2 separate regions of the Homo sapiens genome follow, and region 2 is linked to region 1. The links are chromatin loops, found by intact Hi-C in ENCODE. Cell type or tissue: MCF 10A. All regions are shown on one strand. Each heading gives the region's core, and the rest is flanking DNA. Links, peaks and the distances in the headings are about the cores only.

What was found. Hi-C counts contacts between places; a loop is a spot of excess contacts. Peaks named below come from ENCODE experiments on the same cell type or tissue, not always from the same donor. Only the 100,000 strongest peaks of a DNase experiment are listed, where the experiment ranks them.
Region 2: it touches region 1 in a loop (12-fold over the local background); 3 of 110 quality-filtered maps call a loop at or near these places.

What each region holds. Positions count from the first base shown.
Region 1 is chr18:75,404,997-75,415,575 of GRCh38, forward strand. It overlaps SMIM21 (small integral membrane protein 21), which reads right to left. Exons shown (of 3, transcript NM_001037331.3): 3 at 4,480-5,913. The coding sequence ends at 5,868. It overlaps LOC105372200 (a long non-coding RNA gene), which reads left to right and starts at 450. Exons shown (of 4, transcript XR_935636.3): 1 at 450-2,096; 2 at 2,909-3,077. RefSeq lists an enhancer at 3,464-4,663. In MCF 10A, for the core only: no CTCF peak of the experiment used is centred there; a DNase peak (open chromatin) is centred at 4,075.
Region 2 is chr18:75,485,190-75,495,768 of GRCh38, forward strand. No RefSeq gene overlaps it. Among named protein-coding and RNA genes, the nearest start is that of SMIM21, 63 kb to the left of the region's middle. RefSeq lists an enhancer at 4,226-5,425. In MCF 10A, for the core only: no CTCF peak of the experiment used is centred there; a DNase peak (open chromatin) is centred at 4,802.

The sequences.
Region 1 (10,579 bases), core at 890-8,889:
TCTATGTATGTGCATGTGTGGGGAAAGGTTGTGGGGAGAGAGACTGAAAGAGTCAAAAGTAGCCTGGTCAGATTTGGAGAAGTACAGGAGTATCTTTTTCTCTAACAGAAGTGCAAAGATAGACTGGGTGGGCATAGATAAATTCTAGAAACTCATTATCTGATAGTCTGTATTACTTTGTGGAAAGTGGGTAGCTTCTACTAAGAATGATAGGTAGTGTGAGGTAGGATTTAGAAAGTGTCTTTGAAGGGCCATCAAATTTGGAGCTTATAAAAGGGAGATGATCCCAATTAGCCAAGTTTTGTGGCTTTTCTCAAATCATCAGGATCATAGCTAGATGCTTCCAGTATTACCTTTTTTTTTTTTTTTTTTTTTTTTTTTAGCGTCATAAACTGTCAGGACCTTAACAGGAAGGCGTGTGCCCTTGTATTCTCTTTAGTTGTCTCAGTTTTGCCTTCCTGGTGGGTGATTCAGAGTCACACACGGTAGGTAAGGTGTAGAGGTGGAGGGTTGGGGGTAAAGGAGGAGTGACAGCTTGTGAGGGGAATGATCTTGGTTGGGCCAGCTATTGGTCATACTAGCCTTGGAAATTCCACCCTTTTTACTCACCCACTTGTTATTTCTTCATCTACTCACCAAATATTTGTTGAGAACCTTGGTTTTAGGCACTAGAAATAAAATTCTGAGCATAAGTGGCAAAGTCGCTATTCTTGTGAAGTTTAAAATCTCATGGGGGAAGACAGACAAGCATCAAATAACCTCCAAGTACAGACCAACAGCGACATCAGCTACCTGCTGTGAAGGGGAAGGCCAGGTGCTATGTGGGTGGCACACGGCCTGTTTTGAGCCTTCAAAAAGAAGTGCTCGGATGTTGCCCAGGGCACAGCATCTTTTGGAGTTGCCCGGCTGTGTGTGGATGAAGGAAGGCCTCTGAGGACCTTAGTGGAGGCCCCCATGGCCCCCGGTGATTTTCAGATGACAAGTCTTTCATGTGTTAGGGCACATCCCCAAATCTGCAGAGCATTGAGCCCTTCTGCTCATTCGGCTGCTGGGAAGGCCAGCCTGAACCCTGCATGGTTGATTTTTTTTTTTTGAACACTGGGCAGCTGATTTATACTTTCACCCTTTGGCTGTTTCTGTGAAGGAGGAGTTTTAAACATATCCCCAGAATGGCCTCGTGGGCACACCATGGTTTCCTCCAAGAACACTCAGAGGGGTAGGAAAGGCAGAGGTGGGAAACGTACGCAGGCCGTGAACAGAAAAGGCAGAATATTCATTCCCAAGTTCGGTCTAAAGCCCATGGTTGACAACTTTCAAGAGATCTCACACTGTATGTTGTGCTGTTTTTGAAATGGGACTGAGAAGACTGAAAAGCAATCCTACAAAATGTTACCCGTGTTTATCTCAAGGGTGGGATCATCAGGTAGTTTCAGTTTCGTTGTTCTTCTTAATTTCTTGCAAATACTCTATTTTCGTGTACTACTGTGGCAAATAGAAGATAAACAGCAAACGTGATCTTTTCCAAGTGGCGTCTGTTTGGGAGCAGACATACCCTGAGGAGATGTTTCCCTGCCGGTAGCTTCTTTGAGGCGAGTTACTGTGAATCTCAACCGCGAAGCCCAGCTCAGGGTGTGGCGACAGCAGCCTCCCTCGGTGAGAGCAGCGGGCGGCAGGGATGGAGAAGGCGCCTGTGTCAAGAGATCCGAGGGGCTTCAGGGAACATTCGAGGGAGAAGGTCGTGAGGCTCAGCCCTGCACACTCTGAAGCCTCCACGTGTGTCAGGTGGGGGCGTGGGGTGGGGCAGGCCTTCCAAAATGACACTTTTGTTTTCAATTAAACATTATCTGCACTGTCCATGGGGCAGAGCTGTGATGTCCAGTGTGTGGATGGGGCTTGACTGTGAGGGCCTCAGACACCAAGCCCGCAGATTCCTGAAAAAGCTCCGGTTCAAAATTACCAAAGCCTTCCGGGTCAGGCTGTGGAAGTCAGTCAGGCTCCGGAAGCCAAGTTCCGGAAGTCAGTAAGGCCTCGGAAGTCAAGTCCTGGAAGTTGGGCTTGCAATCATTAGGTGGAGATATTGTTTGTTCTGTGCTCAGGTTTGTCATCCTCCTTAAATTCAAAGGAGATAGAAGCTGCAAATACTTGTCAGAGTTTAGGTGTGATCGGAAAGGAATTTTAAGAAACGTTTATTATGTTTCAGACAGCAGCAGCCTCCCTCATGATGCGGGAAGGCAATGTGGGAGGGAAACCCTCTGGGGGCCTGATTCAGCTTGGCAAGTGTAAGAGAGCACCCGATGAACTTCCCGTAGGTATCCAGAAAAGAGCAGACCCAAATCCAGACAGAATCTTCTTTTCATGTTGGTGGATGGGGGTGGGGAGGAGTAGGCACATGCGTCCAGTCATAGGCATTCCAGAGATTAAAAATGCAGGAGCAGAGGAGGAAAATTGGAGAGATTTTAAACATCAGGAAATGTCTGCATGGGCTATTATATAGTCTTTGGAGGAGGTGGAGAGAGTCCCCGCGCGACCCCTTCGCTGCTACAAGCCAGCCTCATCGTAAAGGGACTTGAGAGCAGCCAAGGGGAGGAGTATTTACAGGTCCCGCATTGGTTCAGAGGCGGAGGCGAGCAGGATGCGGCTTTCTTTCTGGGCTTTGCGTTTCACAGTGAGGATTTTAACACTAATCCTGGTAAAGCCTGCATATCAGCGGGGAGTCAGGGTAAAACAATCGAAAATGTGGTCCTTCCCATTGAATAACCTGTGACCTTACAGCAATTGAACTATTGGCTGCCATCACTGCAAGTTAATAACCTATTTTATAGAACGGAGCCTACAGACTGTTTGAAATGGCTGTTTTTTTTTTCTTTCTTTCTTTCTTTTTTTTTTTTTTTGAACAACATTCCTGCAGAATTCCCTGGAGTGAGACTCAGGACAATATTAAATCCAATGAATCACGCAGCTTTCAGGAGGGCAGGGCAGCACGCTGCAGAGCAGCACTGAATGATGGCTTGGCCTGGCGTCCCTGGTGGCAGCAGTGGCCGCACCAGGCACCGTGTTCTCATTCAACAAAGACTCAGGTTAGTGAGCGAGATGCCTGTACCAAATCTCCCTTCCCTCTTTTTCAAGTTTCTGGATGTTGTGTAATTCTTTTTTGCAGCATTCAGTTCTGCAAGGAGCCTAGTGAATGCTTCCATCAGTGGACTATGAAAGGCATCTGGACAAGCAGTTGCCTCATGGTCTGTACACAATTCATTAATTTGAAAATTACTCCCGGTGACTGTACCTTGCTCTCAGGTCAGACTCAACTAACTCCAGGGAGTCTCATGGTCGGGGCAGGGTACACAGGCCTGGATGGGTTTACTTTGACTGTGCTGTGCTTGCCTGGGCCTGATCAACACCTACCCTCCAGCCCCTGGGGAATTCTGCTCTGCTCCTTACCACTTATTGGCTTGCTCGTGTGAGGGCCTTAAAGGCCATGCTCCCAAAAGTGGGCCTTGAAGACTGGGCTGGCCAAGGGGCCTGGTGCTCCAGAAATTTACCAGAGCACTCAGTTCCATCTACCTCCTTTGGAGTGGTAAGTTGCTCATAGGACTTATGATTGTGCTCATAGGATGTAGTTAGAATGTCTAGTATGTCTGCCCAACTGGATAAGGACCCTGGGGGAAGGAACAGAAGATTTGAGGCCGTGATGCTCCCAGGATAGTTCAAACACAGGCAAGTCCAGCGGCATTGTCGCGGATTTGTTAGAATTGCACAATCTCTGGCCTCACCCAGACCTATGAATCAGAATCTGCATTTAACTAGGTCTGAGAAGTGCTGCTTTTTAAAACTCATCTAAAGTTGGGCAGAGTTAAGCATCCCTGCCCCTGATTTGTAGTGTGTGGCTGCAGTGGGAGCATCCTTGCCTCGCCCTAGTTTGCCGACTTCCTATGGAGGGGATACGGCCTACACAGCCCATTTCTCAAATGCCCATTTCTCCAAACACTCTCCCAGCTGTGACTCATTTGTGTGTCAGGTCTTCGAGTGATGACTCAATACTGAGAAACCCCTTCATGAAGTGTGTCCTTGTGGTCTGATGATGCCACATGCAGTGCTGATGGGACTGATTCATCAGTGATGTGGGGAGATTAATCCCACTCAACCCTTTGTGGGAAGCACTCAAGCTGGCTTCACAGAGCTTTATGTTGACAGAGCTGAGTCTCTCCTCTCCAAATGCCTGTTGGGAAGTACAGGTAGTGCAGATGCAGCCTGGGCGTGTCCTCTGAGTGGGACTAGATCCTTCATGGGAGGACTGAGGGATGTGAACCTGGGGCCTCGATTGTCATCACTGTCACTGCTTCTGAGTGCTTCCTTTTCAGTGTACCCAGGATTCATCTCCTAGTCTGGCAGTGAAGGAGCCTGCCATGTTTTGGTTTGATGCCTTGCCACCCCTGCATGTGTGAAGAGAAGAACACTATAGTGACAAATGAGATGAAAAATGGCTTCCAAGAACTTAATTCAAAGAATTGTAACAGGTCCCCTTCCATAAGCTGGTTTCTTTGTGAACACCATCCATTCATTGTTGACCTCACTGGGTTCACGTGTGATGCAGCGCAATGGGATCTGGACATGAATGTGGGAGATGAAAGACAAAGACAGACTGTTCCATCGGTGACAAGAACTCTGTGTGTGTGTGTGTGTGTGTATGTGTGTAAGAATAGTCTCCATTATAGTATTTTTCTCTGCGACACACAGATGGAGGCTGTGGTGTAAGAGTTACACCTCTGTCATTCCTCCACTTTGTTCCGGGGAGCCCAGCCATCTGCACTCAGGTCCTCAGGTGGATTTGCCCTTTGGTCGTCAGGCTGCACTGTGAGTTCTGAATCCCTGGCTCCCCAGCCGGACTCTTCAGTGCACAGCTGCCACAGGCAACCTGGACGAATCCAGCCAGGCGGATAGAGCAGGGCTCACCTCGTCAAGGACTTTGCAGCCGCCTTAACTTTGAGTCTCCTTGCTTCTGTCAGGAGGTGCCACAACCTTAGACGTAGCTCTTGTTGGTGTTAATTATTTCCTTTTCATTTCCAGCTGGCACAGAGCTTTAGCACCTTAAGTTGCTCAATTTGATCTCTGCACTCAGGAACAAGGTAATTAAGTCAGCCACAATATAAGAAAACTCATCTGCCTCGACTTGTTGCCCGTCTTCAGACAGTGCTCCATCCTAAATCATTTGATAATGTAAGAGGCTTGGTGCAGTTTTCTACTTGACTGAGGGTTAGTTCATTAGGTCACAATCAGTAATTGATTCTCAGTGTGTCTCTGCTGGTTTTATTACAGTAATGAGGACTGTCGGTTTTTTCATCTCCTCTAATATGTTACCCAAACCATCAGCTTCTCAGTTTGGTGTCAGGATGACTTTGACAGGTTGTTAGCAACTATATGATATACAGAACATCACAGAAATATCTCAAACTGTGTTGCTGTATACCACACAGAGCCTTAGGTGGTCCCGAAATAAGTGAAAGCACTTGCAAGGAAAAAGTTACAGCAGCAATTGAAAATATGACTACAGGCTTGATGTCCTAATGAAGAAGTTCTTTGCACTGCTGGATCTGTTTCGACACGCAGGGCAGATTTCGCAGGGTTGGGTGGCATCTGCAGCTCTCCTCCGGAATATTCCTGAACAGAAAAAGGAAGAGTGCCCCTCAAGAACAAAGCAGACATTATCATTGCAAAAAGTTACACGTTCTTCATTCTCTCTGTGGAGCTCCTTTTAAAAAGTGAGCAATAATCTGCTATCTCTAAGCAATCTGATTTCCTCTTAATTTCTTTTCATCTTGAGCAGGGGAAATCCATGGTATGAAGGCCATGAGAGAGAAACGTAGTGTCATTTATTCTGCTTCTGCTGTGTTCCTGGATGACTTCAAACGTAGAAAGCTGCAAGAGACAAAAGGGGGAAAAAGCATTTTATTTTTTTGATAGATATAATCAAAATATTACAATAAAATTGACCATTTGTTTTTATCTAATGAACACATTTTAAAATTTAATTTTTCCCCCCAAGATTTTGGAGTGTTTTGAGGCTGAGGATTATACTCACCGGAGCAAGTACTGTTTGATGGTAACAGGAATTTTGAGTTCAGAATAGCTAGGAACCCTGGAATAATTCTCTGAGAATGAAACACCAAAGGCCACAAAGACAGTAATGTAGGATGCACTGGCTTCTCAAAGCCCTTACTAGCCTTGTATAAAGGATGATAGATAGAAGTCGAGTATATGCGAACTCTGAAATAAACTCTCTTTCTGAACCTTTTCAAAAAGAAGCAGCACCAAAATAGTAGACCAGTCATAATGTTCCCCTAAAAACCAGAAGCCATGAGACCATTGGGCAAAGAACAAAGAGCTCAGGGGTTTGGCCTGACGGCCTCAAGAATGTGTTTTGTTACATGGTGGACACGGCTAACCGTTTTGCTGTCTAACTCACGAATGATGATCCTTGGAAGATGAGACTGTGAGATGTGTCCAAAGTTAGATTCACATGCATTGAGAAAAACATTTCTCCTACCCTGAGATTGCAGAGGAGGGACAGAGGCCTGGAGACAGCTCAGGGGTGGCTTTGCCTCACTGACATTGTGGGTGACATCGTTAGCCAGCTCCAGCACGCTGGCATGGCATCCAGAACTGCCACTTTAGCCCATGTTTGCAGCCTGATATTATGAAAATCTTTCATCAACACTAAAAATAATATTTAGCAAGCCTCATCGATCCTTCTTTAAATAAAGCACCTATTTTAGGTGGAGGTTAGCAATTTTATTCATAGGATTAATTTCATCCTACAAACTGCTGTGCAATGTCTGACAAAAGATCTTTTTATAAATTCAACGTTGGAAAATAAGTCATAATCCCATCTGCTCCCTTCATTTCTCCCTGCTCTATAGAAGGCATGCAGCAATACAAGGTCTCCTGCAGGCCGAGACAGGTAGAACAGATATTAATAAATCACCAGCAAATATATAGATGAAGGTGACAGTGGCTATAAGAAATCAAATCATTACACTTGTTCTGCTGCTACACACTGAGGGACTAGTTCTTGGCATAGAACATGGACCCCAGAATATCTAAACTTCCAAATGTCCCCCAAGGCTTCCTGAGCTTCCAGGATCAACACTGTTCTGACCTCTGGCCTTCAACAGATGAAGCCCAAATTCTCCAAGAGAGGGCAAGTACATGTGAAAACAAACAAGGTTTAGATTCTCAATCTCTGTATTCTGAGTTTTCACAATAGTTGAGTGTGGGCAACTTTGTTAAAAATAAAGAAAGAAGGAAAGAAAGGAACGAAGAAAATACGGTGAATTTAAAGCAGACGCTTAAATAAAACAATCAATTGCTATATAAAACCTGAGTTGAGCAAGATTTCTATTTGCCAGTCCTTAATTAGGTTTTGAAAGAAAGGGAATCCCTCCACCAAGTACTAAGAATATTTTGCTGCCTGCTGCTTTTTCTGGCAGAATCTTCCTGGTTTGTGGAAAGAGTGCTATTCTGACATTGGATGCTGCTGAGAATCGGGCAACAGTCTTAGTGAGGTGACCATCATCTGAGGAGGTATGAGGTTTGGAAGCATCACGGGGCCCTGGGCACATAGGCTCCCATGTTGCTCTGACATGAAACATTGACCAAATGTCTTGGCCTCCCTGTGCCTTGAGTCACAGTAAAGCTAGTCTCCTGACGATAGTGATGAGTATTGTATGTGGGTACCAGAGGCCAGGCTCTGAGTGCTGAGTCTCAGGAAGACTCCCTATAGGTTTACAGAACCCCCACTCCTAGTAAAATACTTGATCGAACACACTTGCTGGATTTCTGTGATCAGTATCCGTTTTTCTTTCTCCTTCCTCCTCCCCCAGTCTCATTGCTGTTCGTTGTACCTTGAATTTCCCCTTGCCTGTATTTTCATTCAAATCCGAACTCTTATTTGAATCCAATGCAGTCTCACCTTTGGGTCTATATATAGCCTCTTGTCTATGAACTTTTGGTACAAATGCATCGTCTCCTCTTCTTGGACTTCCTGTGTTCTGATTATGAGACACTCAAAAACATGCTGGCAGTCGCTGAGGTCCAGGCTCCAGGCCTCCACGCTGATGCTCCTGGGCCCCCCTACCTGAGTGTTCCTTGGGCATCCTAAGGATGCTTCCTGAAGAAAGTCTAAGGTGGAATCCAACAGTCCCTCTCCCAGAGATTCTTTCTTTACTCCCCATTTGAGCCTCCAGAGCCCTAGCCCATGCCAGATGTTCAGCTGCCAAGCTTTCTGTCTCCGCACTAAACCCAGTCCATCTCCAGGCTTTACTATTGTGAATTCTAAATGTCTTTGATTTTGTCTGCTTTTATTTTCTCCTGATCACCCCCTGTGAAATTACCTACCTGAACCAGTGGTCTCTGGCTTGTATCTGGAGAAGACACGTAACTATCATCCTGCCTCTAATCTTGCCTCCTTCGGTAACCTCCCATTTTGCTGCTGAACTCTTCTTTCCAGAGCAGAGATCCAATGTCTGTACTTAAACCCTTTAATGATTCCCATTGCTCTTAGGATATTAGTATAAAACAGGACACATAAGGCCATTCGTGGTCTGGTATGATCTGCTTCCCTCCAAATCAATTTCTCAGCATCCCCTGCCTCTCTTCTCCACTTCCCCCACCTTGCAATTTTCATTCCAGCCAGACCGAACAGGTTCTATGACCCAGTCTCTAGAATATGACTGGTCCCTCTTGTCTCAGAATCTCTGTATAAGGGCCATCCTTGCTTGACTTAGGATGTCTTCCTTCTTGTAAGTCTCATGAGTGCAAACACCTTGTCTACTTCAACACGTGATCTGCATTGCTTAGAACAGGGATGAATAAATTGTAGACACCTCAAATATGTTTAATAAATTAATCAAATAAATGACATATAGGCATTCAAATGAGTGCTGTGCCCTTCATAGTATTTATCTTAGAAAACAATAGCAAAAACAAAAGAAACAAAGAACAACTATTTATTTTGCAAAGAAACAAACTCCTGATTTGTACTTGCTTAGGATGATGATGCCTAGGAGTCTCTCTCTCTCTGTCTCACACACACACACACACACACATACACACACACACACACACACACATACACACACACACACACACAGTCATTATCTAGCATGGCTATCCATGTTGTTTCCCAAGATGAGTTCCAAGTTACTATTGATTGTAGACATAAAATTTATTATCAAAGGATAAAAATAAATTTTTTTTGTCCCCAAGGAAATGTAAAGAATGTGGCTTGGTTGCAAAAAGTGTTTTCATGTAAATGCAAAGTTACTCCTCTATTTATTGTGCACTTACTACATGCCAAGTACTGTGCTAGGGACTGGAATTGCACTAAAGAATAAAAAATAACTCCTGCTCCATTGACTGCTGAAAAGATGCCTCGACATGCCTGCCGGCTTCCTACTTAAGAGGAACCCACTCCACATATCAGAGGAGGAAGGAAGAGGGAGGAGCACTGGGGGAAGGGAAAGATGGGTCAAGGAGAAGAGAGCCCTGCATTACCTCTGGGGCCCAGGGGCTTTCTGGAGAACTACAGTGGCTAAGGAGAATGTATTCAGTTGCCTTCGCTGTGGTAGGAATGGAAAATCTCCTCCAGCTCATCCGCATCATCCAAACCCTCAGCTGTCACTAAGAATGGAGGATGTTTCTTATTGTTGTTTTGTGTCTGTTTTTGAAGAGAGAATAAGAGGATCCGGGAGAGTGGGCATTTGGCAAACACAAACCTGGTGGTCTGATGCTTCACCCTGGGTGGTTTTGGACCCTTTGAACGTACCACATAATTGGCTTTGGTATTTTGCGTACCCCGCTCAGGGATGAGTGACACCAGCAAAAAAGAGGGGGAAAGTTCATCTTGGTTTTTGAATTCTGAGAGCATAGAATTCAGAGAACACAAAATATTCAGTTTATAAAATGTGTTTGTAAGAATGGCTGACAATTAACAGTCATGCACCCAATCCTGACAAGATCAAGATTCCCTGGGACTTTCAGATAGGGAAAGAGGAGTGCACAAATACTCCCTCTTCTGTTAGTGGGTCCCTAATGGAAGAGACACTGAGCTCTGTCATCCTTCTGCTGCACCATGAACACCTCATACAGAGCTAACAAAAACACCAGAAAGGATTGGAGAATCTGGGCATACTTTCCCAGGTAAGTCTCCATGGAAGCACCAAGCGCCCACAGTGACAGTGGATATAGGGATCTCAAGGCAGAGGGGACTTAACAGCTGCCCAGAGCTTCCCATAGCCAAGCGGTGATCAGCAGTGGCAGAACAATTCTCTGTGTTCTCTGTATGGAGATGGGTGAGAGCTTGCAGAGCAGGAGTGGGGCTGAAGGGTCCCTGCTCCAGCGACTGGCTCCCCAGCCAGAGGGAGAGGTCTCTGCTGCTGGGAGTCTCTGCTGATGTCAGAATGGATGACCCCGACGTGTGACAACATCTGCGGTCCTGGGGAAGATGAGCATTCTGACTTGCCTGGGAGTGTGCTCCCATCACCAGGCGGAACTAGCATGTGAGATGATAGTGAAGCTCTTAGCT
Region 2 (10,579 bases), core at 1,043-9,042, 80 kb after region 1:
AAGAAGAACTATCTTGTTTGCAAACAACATGATTATCTATGCAGAAAATCCAAAGGAATCAACAACAACAACAAAACTCTTGGAACTAATAAGCAATTATACAGCAAGTTTGTAGGATACAAGGTTAACAAGAAAGTTGATCACTCTCCTATATGTCAGCAATGAACAACTGGAATTTGAAATTAAAAACATGGTACCATTTACATCACCACCCCTCAAAATAAAATGCTTATGTATAAACCTAATGAACTATGTGCTAGATCTTTATGAAGAAAACTACAAAACTCTGATGAAAGAAATCAAAGAAGAACTAAATAAATGGAGAGATATTTCATGTTATTGGATAGGAATACTCAATAATGTCAAAATGTCAGTTCTTCCTAATTTGATCTTTAGATTCAATGTAATCCGAATCAAAATTCTGCAAGTTATTTTGTGAATGTTGACACAAACTGATTCTGAAATTTTTATGGTTACTGTATGTCGTATCATAATTTGAAGTCAGGTAACATGATGCCTCCAGCTTTGTTATTCATGCTTAGTATTGCCTTGGCTATTGGAGCTTTGAGCTCTTTTTTTGGTTCTATATGTATTTTAAAATAGTTTTTTTTTCTAATTTTGTGAAGAATTTCATTGTTAGTTTGATAGGAATAGTACTGAATATTTAAATTGCTTTGGGCAGGATCACCATGATAGCAATATTGATTCTTCCTGTTTATGAGCATGGATATCCATTTGTTTGTGTCATCTCCAATTTCTTTGAGCAGTGTTTGTAATTTTTTTTTTTTTTTTTTTGGTAAAGATCTTTCACCTCCCTGGTTAGCTGTATTCCTAGGTATTTTATTCTTTCTGTGGATTGTGAATGGGATTGCATTCTTGATTTGGCTCTCAGCTTGGAGGTTGTTGGTGTGTAGAAATGCCATTGATTTTTGTACATTAATTTTGTATCCTGAAAATTTGTTGAAGTTGTTTATCAGACCGAGGAGCTTTTGGACAGAGGTTGTGGGTTTTCTAGGTATAGAATCATATTGCCTGCAAAAAGAGATAATTTGACTTCCTCTCTTCCTGTTTGGATGCCTTTTATTTTTTTCTCTTGCCTGATTGCTCTGGCTAGGACTTCCAGTACTATGGTGAATAGGAGTGGTGAGAGGGGGCATCCTTGTCTTGTTCCGGTTTTCGAGGATGATACTTCTGGCTTCTGTCCCTTCAGCATGATGTTGGCTGTTGGCTGTCATAGATGGCTCTTATTATTTTGAGGTATGTTCCTTCAATGCCTAGTTTGTTGAGGGTTTTTAACATGAAGGGATGCTGAATTTTATTGAAAGCCTTTCCTATATCTGTTGAATGATCATGTGTTTTTGTTTTTAGTTCTGTTTATATAATGAATCATATTTATTGATTTGTGTATGTTGAACCAACTTTGCACCCCAGAGATAAAGCCTACTTGATCATGGTGTATTAGCTTTTTGATGTGCTACTGGATTCAGTTTGCTGTATTTTGTTGAGGATTTCTGCATCTATGTTTATCAAATACATTGGCTTGAAGTCTTCTTTTATTTCTATGTCCTACCAGGTTTTGGTATCAAGATGATGCTGGCCTCATAGAATGAGTTAGGAAGGAGTCCCTCCTCCTCAATTTTGGAAGAATATTCCATACTTATCGATAGGAGAAACCAATATTTTTTAAATGGCCATACTGTTTAAAAGAAATGTACAGATTCAATGCGATTCCTATCAAACTAACAATGACATTCTTCACAAAATTAGAAAAAAAGCTAGTTTAAAATACATATGGAATCAAAAAAGAACTTGAATAGCCAAGGCAGTCCTAAGAATAAAAAATAAAGCTGGAGGCATCATGTTGCCCAACTTCAAACCATACTACAAGGCTACAGTAACCATAAAAAATTTAGAATCATTTGTCCAACCCCATAGAACGTATAAGAGTGAACTCTAATGTAAACCATGGACTTTGCATGACAATGATGTGTCAATGTACATTCATTGACTATGACAAATATACCGCTCCAGTTTGGGATGCTGACTAGGGGCAGCCTATGTATATGCAGGAGGAGTGGGTATACACAAAATCTCTCTACATTCTGTTCAATGTTCAGTGTTGCTGTGGTAGCATGTGGTGATGTCCCATATGTGAATCTCCCTTCAGAATCCTGATGAAGTCGGAAGTTGATTCCACTCCTGCTGGGGGTCCATTTCTCCCATAACCTGAACAAAGAGAGCTTGAGCAAGGAATTAAGCTGAAACACCTGGGCTTGTAGCAATGAACCTATTCTTCCTTTATTTCTTCTATACATCCTTTCTCGTAATACATCCACTTAGATGTATTTTTTTTCGGTTATCTCTTCTATTTAGTCAGCCATTTCCCTGACTTCAGCCCACTGGAAATCATTCCTATACAATTAATGACGATATATTTTAGCCATATAAATGAAATCACATTTTTGTTTTGTTTTTCTTTTTGTCTGGGGATATTAAAATATCCCCAGTCGACTATTCAATAGTCGACTGAAGCATCAGAAATCAATTTGCATTAGTCAGGATACTGTGAGAGTGTTTGGGTATAGCTGTTGACAAAATTTATGTCAAATAGCAAGATAGGAATTATGATACCTGCATTTATTTCTGTTCCAGTCATTATTGAATAGTGATATGACAAATATGCTGCCGAACTTTTCCTACAACTGATAATAACCCAAGTAGCTAATGATATCAAAAGTGCCCACTAGCATTCATAGCTTATAGACGTGGGGTTCCAGGCTCATTCTCTTCTGATAATGGGATAGGTAAAGAATAGATCAAGAGGCCAAGTTAGATAATTTTAAGGAGCATTTGGTTTACATGTGGTTGAAGTACACAACCAGGTTAAAATCCTGATAACAACAACAATAGTAACATCCAGAACAATAATGGATGTAACAAAAAAAATTATGACCTGAGCCAGACATTCCTTTCCCTGTGGTACATCATGTAATTCTCACATTCTCAAAGGTCTGTGTCTAGGCAGGAACCAATGTGGCTGGGCTCCATTCATTCCCAGTAACGCAGACACCCCTGCAGGGAGTGGGACCTCGCACAGTGATAGATCCTGGGGTGCTGGGTGATGGATCTATTACTTTGGTACAATCTAAGTGATTGATTTTAAGTTAGATTGATTTAGATTGATTCCCACGGTCTTCACCCCCACCCCGCCCCCCAACAAGCTTTTTTTTTTCTTGTCACTGTTGGGTTTCATTATTACTATTTGATATTTTAATGTTTGAAGTCATCATGGAACCTACAGTCTTGTGGGGCAAGAGTGACCAGTATGTAAACAAATGCATAAGACAAGGTTAATGACAAGAGTGACACTGAAGCCGGACACATTTCTCCACAGCCTACTCTTGCTCTCCCAACAGCTACTTCTGTGTTTGGATCAAGGCAAACAAGAGAAGTATCTTTGAAGACTTTTCTTTAATGTAGTATGGGCTGTAACTCTCTTTGCCTCTGCCTTCTCTGTCTTTTTTTTTGTTAGTTTTGTGATAACATTTATTGTGTGTGACTTTGATGCTGTCTCCAGAAAAATGTGCCAAAATTTATGGCTTGCTAGTGATGTCTCTGTTCTCTATCTTGTTTTGAATTTGGTGGGATATTGGGCGAAAAGGGTAAAAAATGAGTGCACTTACTCTGCTATTTTGATCCAGATGGGGTACATCCATCTTTGCATTCTTATCAATTTTTCCCCCTTAGGATCAATTACTAAAAATGGAATTTCCAGGTCAAAGGGATGAGCTCTCTAAAAGTGTTTGATACATATTGCTAAAATGTTCTCCATAAAGGTTATATCAATTTATTTTCTCGAGGTATGATGTGGTATGAAGTATGATTTCTTACACTTCTGCATCAACGCCGTGTGTTCTCTTAAAAAGGGTTTTCACCAAACTCTTACGTAAATATCTCGTTATTATCTGCATTTATTTCATTGTTTGTGAAATTGATCACATGTAACATATTTTAAAATCATTTATAAATGTCCTTTTCATATTATTTGCACATTAAAAAATTATGGCTTAGTGGACTAAAATAAAAATTGTATTGTCACAAAATGTTTTTCTGGGTTTGAAGTTCACTCTTAAAGTTTCTTTGGATGGATTATTTTGTCATTCATTTATTTAAAAGTACTTATTGGTCTCCTTCTGAATGGAAGCAGAATGCTAAGATGCCCCCAGCATCCCCACCCTCTAGACAGGTTCTGGATAATCGTCTCCCCTGGAGTGTGGGTGGAGCTTGTCACCCTCACATAATTTTGCTCCCGTAAATATTTTATGGCAAAGTGAAGGGCTTTTGCAGATGTATTTAAGGTTCTTAATTAGTTGACTCAGTCTGGGTTGGCCTGACATAATCAGGTAAATCCTTTAAAAGAGAGCTCAGGCCTTCCCTGAAGAGAGATTCTAAGTAATAGATTCTCCTGCGGCCTTGAAGAAGCAAACAGCCGTGTTTGAATTGTCTGCAGAGAGGGACACGTAGTGAGGACCTGAGAGAGACTCCTGGGAAGCGAGGGGTTCCTAGATGACAGCTGGTAAGAAAATGGGGGCCTTGGCTAGACGACAGGGATGTGAATTCTGCCAACCATCTGCGGGAACTTAGAAGTGGGTCTTTTTTCTAGTGCAGCTTCAGGATGAGGATCAGCCAGGCAACACCAAGATTTCAGCCTGGGGAAATGCTGAGCGGAGGCCCTAAGTGGAATGCATCAAATTCATGACTCACAAAAATCGTGAGATAGTAAATTTTTGTTCTTTTAAGGCATTCAGTCTGTGGTAATGTGTTACTCAGCAGTGGAAAATGAACACACCCTGTATGACAAGCACCAGTGGTACTCCCCGACTTGAAAGAGATGCGTCTCATCGGAGCCATGGCCTTTACGGCTTTGGCTTTGATGTCATGTTTGAAGACACTTTGTCCTCACTCCAAACTTTTGTAATTATTTACCCCATAATTTATTATTATTTTTATAGTTTCACTTTTACATGAATATCTTAAAATTCAACTGGAACTTATTTTCCTTGAAGGTATAAGACATCTAACGTTTTTTTTCCCTTTGCAATTAGTCTGTTGTCTGAAGAACATTTTTTGAATAAACCACCTACTCCTCATTGATTTGGCAAGTATCTTGGTTTAGAAGTACAGTCACTTATTTCTAGTAAGATATTATTTATGAAATACCAATTTGGGCCATGGGTTAAGAACGGTTTAGTGCTGATTACTTCATTATTATAAATTATGACCCAAGAGACAATGCAAGGAGCATAAAGATATAGTCATATTATCCCTTGCATTTGACATCTTGCTTTTTTTGTCCAGGTAACCATATATTTGAAATGGTTTTGTATGAACCAACTAACTAAAATAAAACACTTTTAACCATTGGCTAAAGTGATTTCAATTGTATAGGTTGCTTACATTTTCTAAAAAAGACGTTTTCCTTCAAATCAACAGCAAGAATGATTAAAACCTGGTGTATATTTTTAATAATGTGTGACTAGACTATAAATTCTTTGAGGACAAGGACTATGTCTGAATCATGCATTTGTTTCTAGTATCTAGTACAACCATGTTTAATAGTATTAGCTTAATAATTTCTAAATGACTGAATTATTTTAGCTATACTAATGCTGCTATGAATTTTATAGTGCTGGTGTATGCATTATTTTCTGTTAATCAGTGATGGTAAGAATGCAACCAAGTAAAACAGTCAATTTGGACTTTAATCATTAAAAATAAATACATTTGTTTAAAATTAAATTTAAGCATTCTTGTACAAAATAATTCTTAGAGCTCTTTAAGATAGTCTTTGATACTTTTTGTTTTGTCAATGAGTAGATCTCACCGTTGTCTAGCATATCAAACTCACCTTCCTTACCTTACGTGGCTCTAATTCTTTCCTACATTGCTTATCATTATCTCTATCCCCTTTCTTTGTCTCTGTCTGTCTTTAATCAATCTAGTCTTCAGTATTGTCTTGGTGGGAAAATTCTCCGAAATATTATCCTGAAAACTTTTAGAATCAAGAGATTTTACAATGTACACTCTGTAAACAAAAACAGTATGATGAATTATATATTCTGAATACCAATGGGCTGACATTTCCAAAACAAATATTAAAATATTAATGGAGCTGTGTTTTGTGTCTTCCTCTATATCAAATGCAATTGTGTTTTTGTTGGACACTACTCTTTATTTTCCTGCGCAAGTCATCTTTTATCTTTGCAGGGCTGAATATGAGTCTAAAGGTGTCCACTTGCTTATTAATGAGGAAAATGTACTGAGAAAGAGGAAGAAGCATTCAAAATTTTGGGAATGTTTTGTGGTTTGTGGTGGGGCATGATGCTGGTGAGGAGGAGCGACCAAAGGAATGAGCATTCGTTGAAGATGCCTTCAGATGGCTTATGATTTTACTTTCTTTTTTATCTGTGCCAAATAAATACGTGTATTATTTATGGGGAAAAGTGGGAAAATGGGGACAGGTTCAAAAATATGTTCGATTACTTACTTTGCTTTTTTTTGTAAGCACAAAAGTCATTAAGTAGGCTGGCATTGGTTGTTGTGGAATATTGGCCCTACAAGTAAGTGGGATGGTTTAGAATACACATTAGTAATAAACCTAGGTTTGTTACAGTCAGCATTTCTCAAGCCTGTTTGACCACAGACCATATATTTTTCAACACATCTGTTAGTATTCTCTGGGTCCAGTGTTCCAGGATATATAACTTCCTGGAATGCAGGTATACAGCAGACCTGCACCAAACTCAGAGTCCATCCCTGATAATGCAGTTTCCCTTGTGTGTGCACAGCGTATACAGACATGTACACACCTCTCACGAGGAGAGTTTGGAGTCCTGTTTTAAATACTTCTTAGTAAATAATTTTCTCTGGCTTTTATTTTTGAAATATTTCCACAAATGTCCTTATATTTGCAAAATTGTCCTCGACAGACATCCTCACTCTATTTGATCACCCCTTTTTCACCCTGTTGTGGGAGAAAGGATCCCCCACTCTAAACAGTAGGAGATGGCTGGACACATGACACCCAAGACCCGATGGGGAAAATTAAACAGAAGTTTATTAATTAAACCTACTCAGGGCCCCAGGAGAAGACATTGCACACAACACAGGGCCACGCAGGGACTGCACTCAACAGCAGAGACTCCAGCAGAACAAGCAGGGGCTTTGTAGTAACAAGAGGTGGGGTGCCCCCTGGTTTCCGTGGGGAGGTGGGATTGTGTGCAGAACTCTGTGCACTGGCAGGGAAGTGAAACCTGTTAGTTCAGTGGGGGGACCAGTGGGGTGGGGCTCTTTCAGTTGACAGGGGAATTAGTTGGATGGGGTCTTTCTCATTGTGTGGGGGCCTTTCTGGCCAGAGCAGGGATGCTCATGGTTAAGCTTCTGGGGCCCCAGGAGGCTTAGAGATGCCAGGGCAGCACATGAATTCTAGGCCTTCCAACGCCACCTCCTGCAAGTGCCTCAAGGTCTGTGTTTGGTGTGTTCTGGGTGCGGCTGGGCAGCTCGCCTCTCCTTATCCATGGCAGATGCCTCTGACCCATGGCGTCAGCTTCTCTCCGTATCAGATCTCAGTGTCGATTCACTTGGTATTCAAAGCCAGATTGATTTTTATCCAACATAGCATTCTGGTACTCCCCTGGTGTGGCTCCTTGCTATTGCAATTGATGGTGGCTATTATACTTGATTCATTACATGCCATTGATCTTCGAAATTTTGATTAATGACAGGGAAACCTAAAAAGTTCAGAGTTTGGCTTTGGTTCAAATGAGCACCCGGAAGTTCAAATGCTTAATTCAAACTAAGACTCTTGGATAAGTAAATGTGGTTATGCAAAATTAGTCTGAAAAATCTCCTGGAAACAGTCCCTCTCTTGGAAATTTCTGGTATTTCCTTCTACTTAGGCCATGGACCATAAATACTATGAAGACTTTTTCTTTCTTTTGTTCTGCTCACTTACTGCTGGCCATAGCCCAGGTTCTTAGGTTTTTGGGAATAGGTAGCAAATCATGGGGAGAGTTCAGGGTGGCATTGTTAGATCACCAGCAGTGCATGCATTTCCCATGCACCTGGGCATACAGAGACACAAGCCCATCAGGTCCCAGGGTTCAGAGTAGAGATACCTGTTTTTCCCTGGAAAACTGACTTCTTTTTCAGATCCATGAGAGCATGCTAATACCATGTGAATAAACAAGTGTCACCTAGACAAAGCAACGAGTTGACAAATGACAGTGGGAGAAATTCCCTCCAAAACGTACAGTTAACTCTTCTCAGCTCTCCTTGCTTAATTCAGCCAGGCAGCCCTGAGTAACAGAGGGTCTGAGGGCTGCACTAAAGGCCGGTGGAGATGCTAGCTCTCAGGTCCACAGGGAAAGACTCTCCAGAGAAAGGGCTCTTGAATGAGGACATTCGAGGACCTTACCTACTCCAACCTTACCTCCCAATACAGTCCCTCTAAATTCAGTCTGAGGGTTCACTTGGCATGCTGACAGTTTTGGGAGGTACCAGGCTAGATATGGCAGAATACAGTTCCATGAGGCTCATCCGGAACTGATGCCAATCTATGGTTTGTTTCTAGTCAGTGACTCATTTCAATTTCTTTGAGAACACAATGTATAAAACAATGTGTTCATTATAATGAGAGATTCTATTTGGATTTGGATTATCCTGAGAATATTTAGAAAAACCAAATTAAAACTTCTGACATTGGATGTGTGCATGTGTTTTAGGTAAGTTGCAGATCCCAGGAAACATTAAAATAAGCACTGAGCATCAACTCTGCAGCTCAGAATTCTGGGAGAGATTTCGCTCAGGTCTTCACTCTGGGCGGACAGCTCATCTGGATGTTAATGATGGCTTGTTCACACCTGGACATAGCATAAGAGACCTGCTAATTATTCATGCTGTCCCAAATTACAAAACTATTGTAAGTAAAACAAAACCCAAAGCCTCCAGTGTCTGAAGAGTGAAAAAGGAGACCCCATTCGAACAGCACACATTATTATGGTATTTATAATATTGTTACATAATAACCAAGTTAGGGTTCAAATTTTTAATTAAACAATAAAACATAGTAACTTTGGATTTTAGTTACATGTTCTTTTAGTAGAAAAGACACAAATGTATTACTCCACTATCAATTCGTAAATTGATTGACTAGAGAGTTATTATGAAAGACCAGTAGAAAATTTTGTTACATTGACTTTATTTAATAACTTAGTTTTAATAGTTTTGAATTTAAAAGTTAATGTTTAAAAGCCATATATTTCTAGTTTATTATTTTTATAAGCATAACGATTTAGAATTTTCTTTCTCAATATATATTATATGTTTATTTTGTATGAAAGTATAATAATTTTTAAGTATAAGGGCTTCGGAAGTTAACACACGGGCAAGCACCTAAATAGAGATTTCCATGCTACTTATTCGGTGGGTTCTGTTCAATTATGTTGATATCATTTTGATTAATTTATTAGACTTTTCCTTTTTCTTAGGTCTTTCCATGGTAGAATTTATTTCAGTAAGTGGATTCTTACTAGATTGACATGTAGCCATTTTTTACACAAAATTCTGCCCTATCAGGTGCTAATATGGAACGTGGATAGTAAATATTAATGTTTTCTAAAACTCTCATCTCTGTCTCTCTACATCTGAACCTTTAAGATGCATTGGTGTCAGTGGAGGAATTGTGTGACCTTACTTGCTTTCGTTTAGAACGCTTGTTTCCCTACCTAACACGACTCACAGTGGCCTTGTGATTAGCACTTGCATGTGTATCTGCAGTGAGTTCAGGCAGGTCCCCTGGTGCTCAGGAAAGCTTGCTTTGCCTTGCACCCATGCAGGGGTCTCGCTTCAGCCAATTGCCCTTTGGCCCTGCCTTTCTTGCTGACTTTTCCGGGTACTGACCTGGCAAGCAGTGGACGTCCAGGCAGGAAAGAAGCTGCGAGAAAAACACACAGGAAGGAGCCCTCTGGGTGGAGGCAATGTCACCAAATACGAGTAGCCCCTTTAAAATGGAAAATGTGGTTTCTCCAATGTAACTTTCAGAGTAAAATTTAAACGTGAAGAAATAGATGGCTTAGATAGCAACTACATCCTTGTTTCCAAGCTATTCCCTGGAAGTACCGATGGCTTTTAAAAAAGTATATTTTTATTTTTGCCTCTGAAAAGCCACTTCTTATTCCGGCAGTGCATAAAAGTCACAGATTACATTTGGAAAAGAAAAATGAAATTTGAAAAAGAGGTTTTTTTTAAGCTGTCACAGCCAAATAGAGGCCACATGCGTTTACACAAGGGAGTGAATCATTTTATTTTCACAAACACAATTACTATTTTTGTTTGTTTGAGATGGAGTCTTACTCTGTTACCCAGGCTGGAGTGCAGTGGCACAATCTCGGCTCACTGCAACCTCCACCTCCTGGGTTCAAGCGATTCTCCTGCCTCAGCCTCCTGAGTAGCTGGGATTACAGGCGCCCGTGACCACGCCTGACTAATTTTTGTATTTTGAGTAGAGACAGGGTTTCAC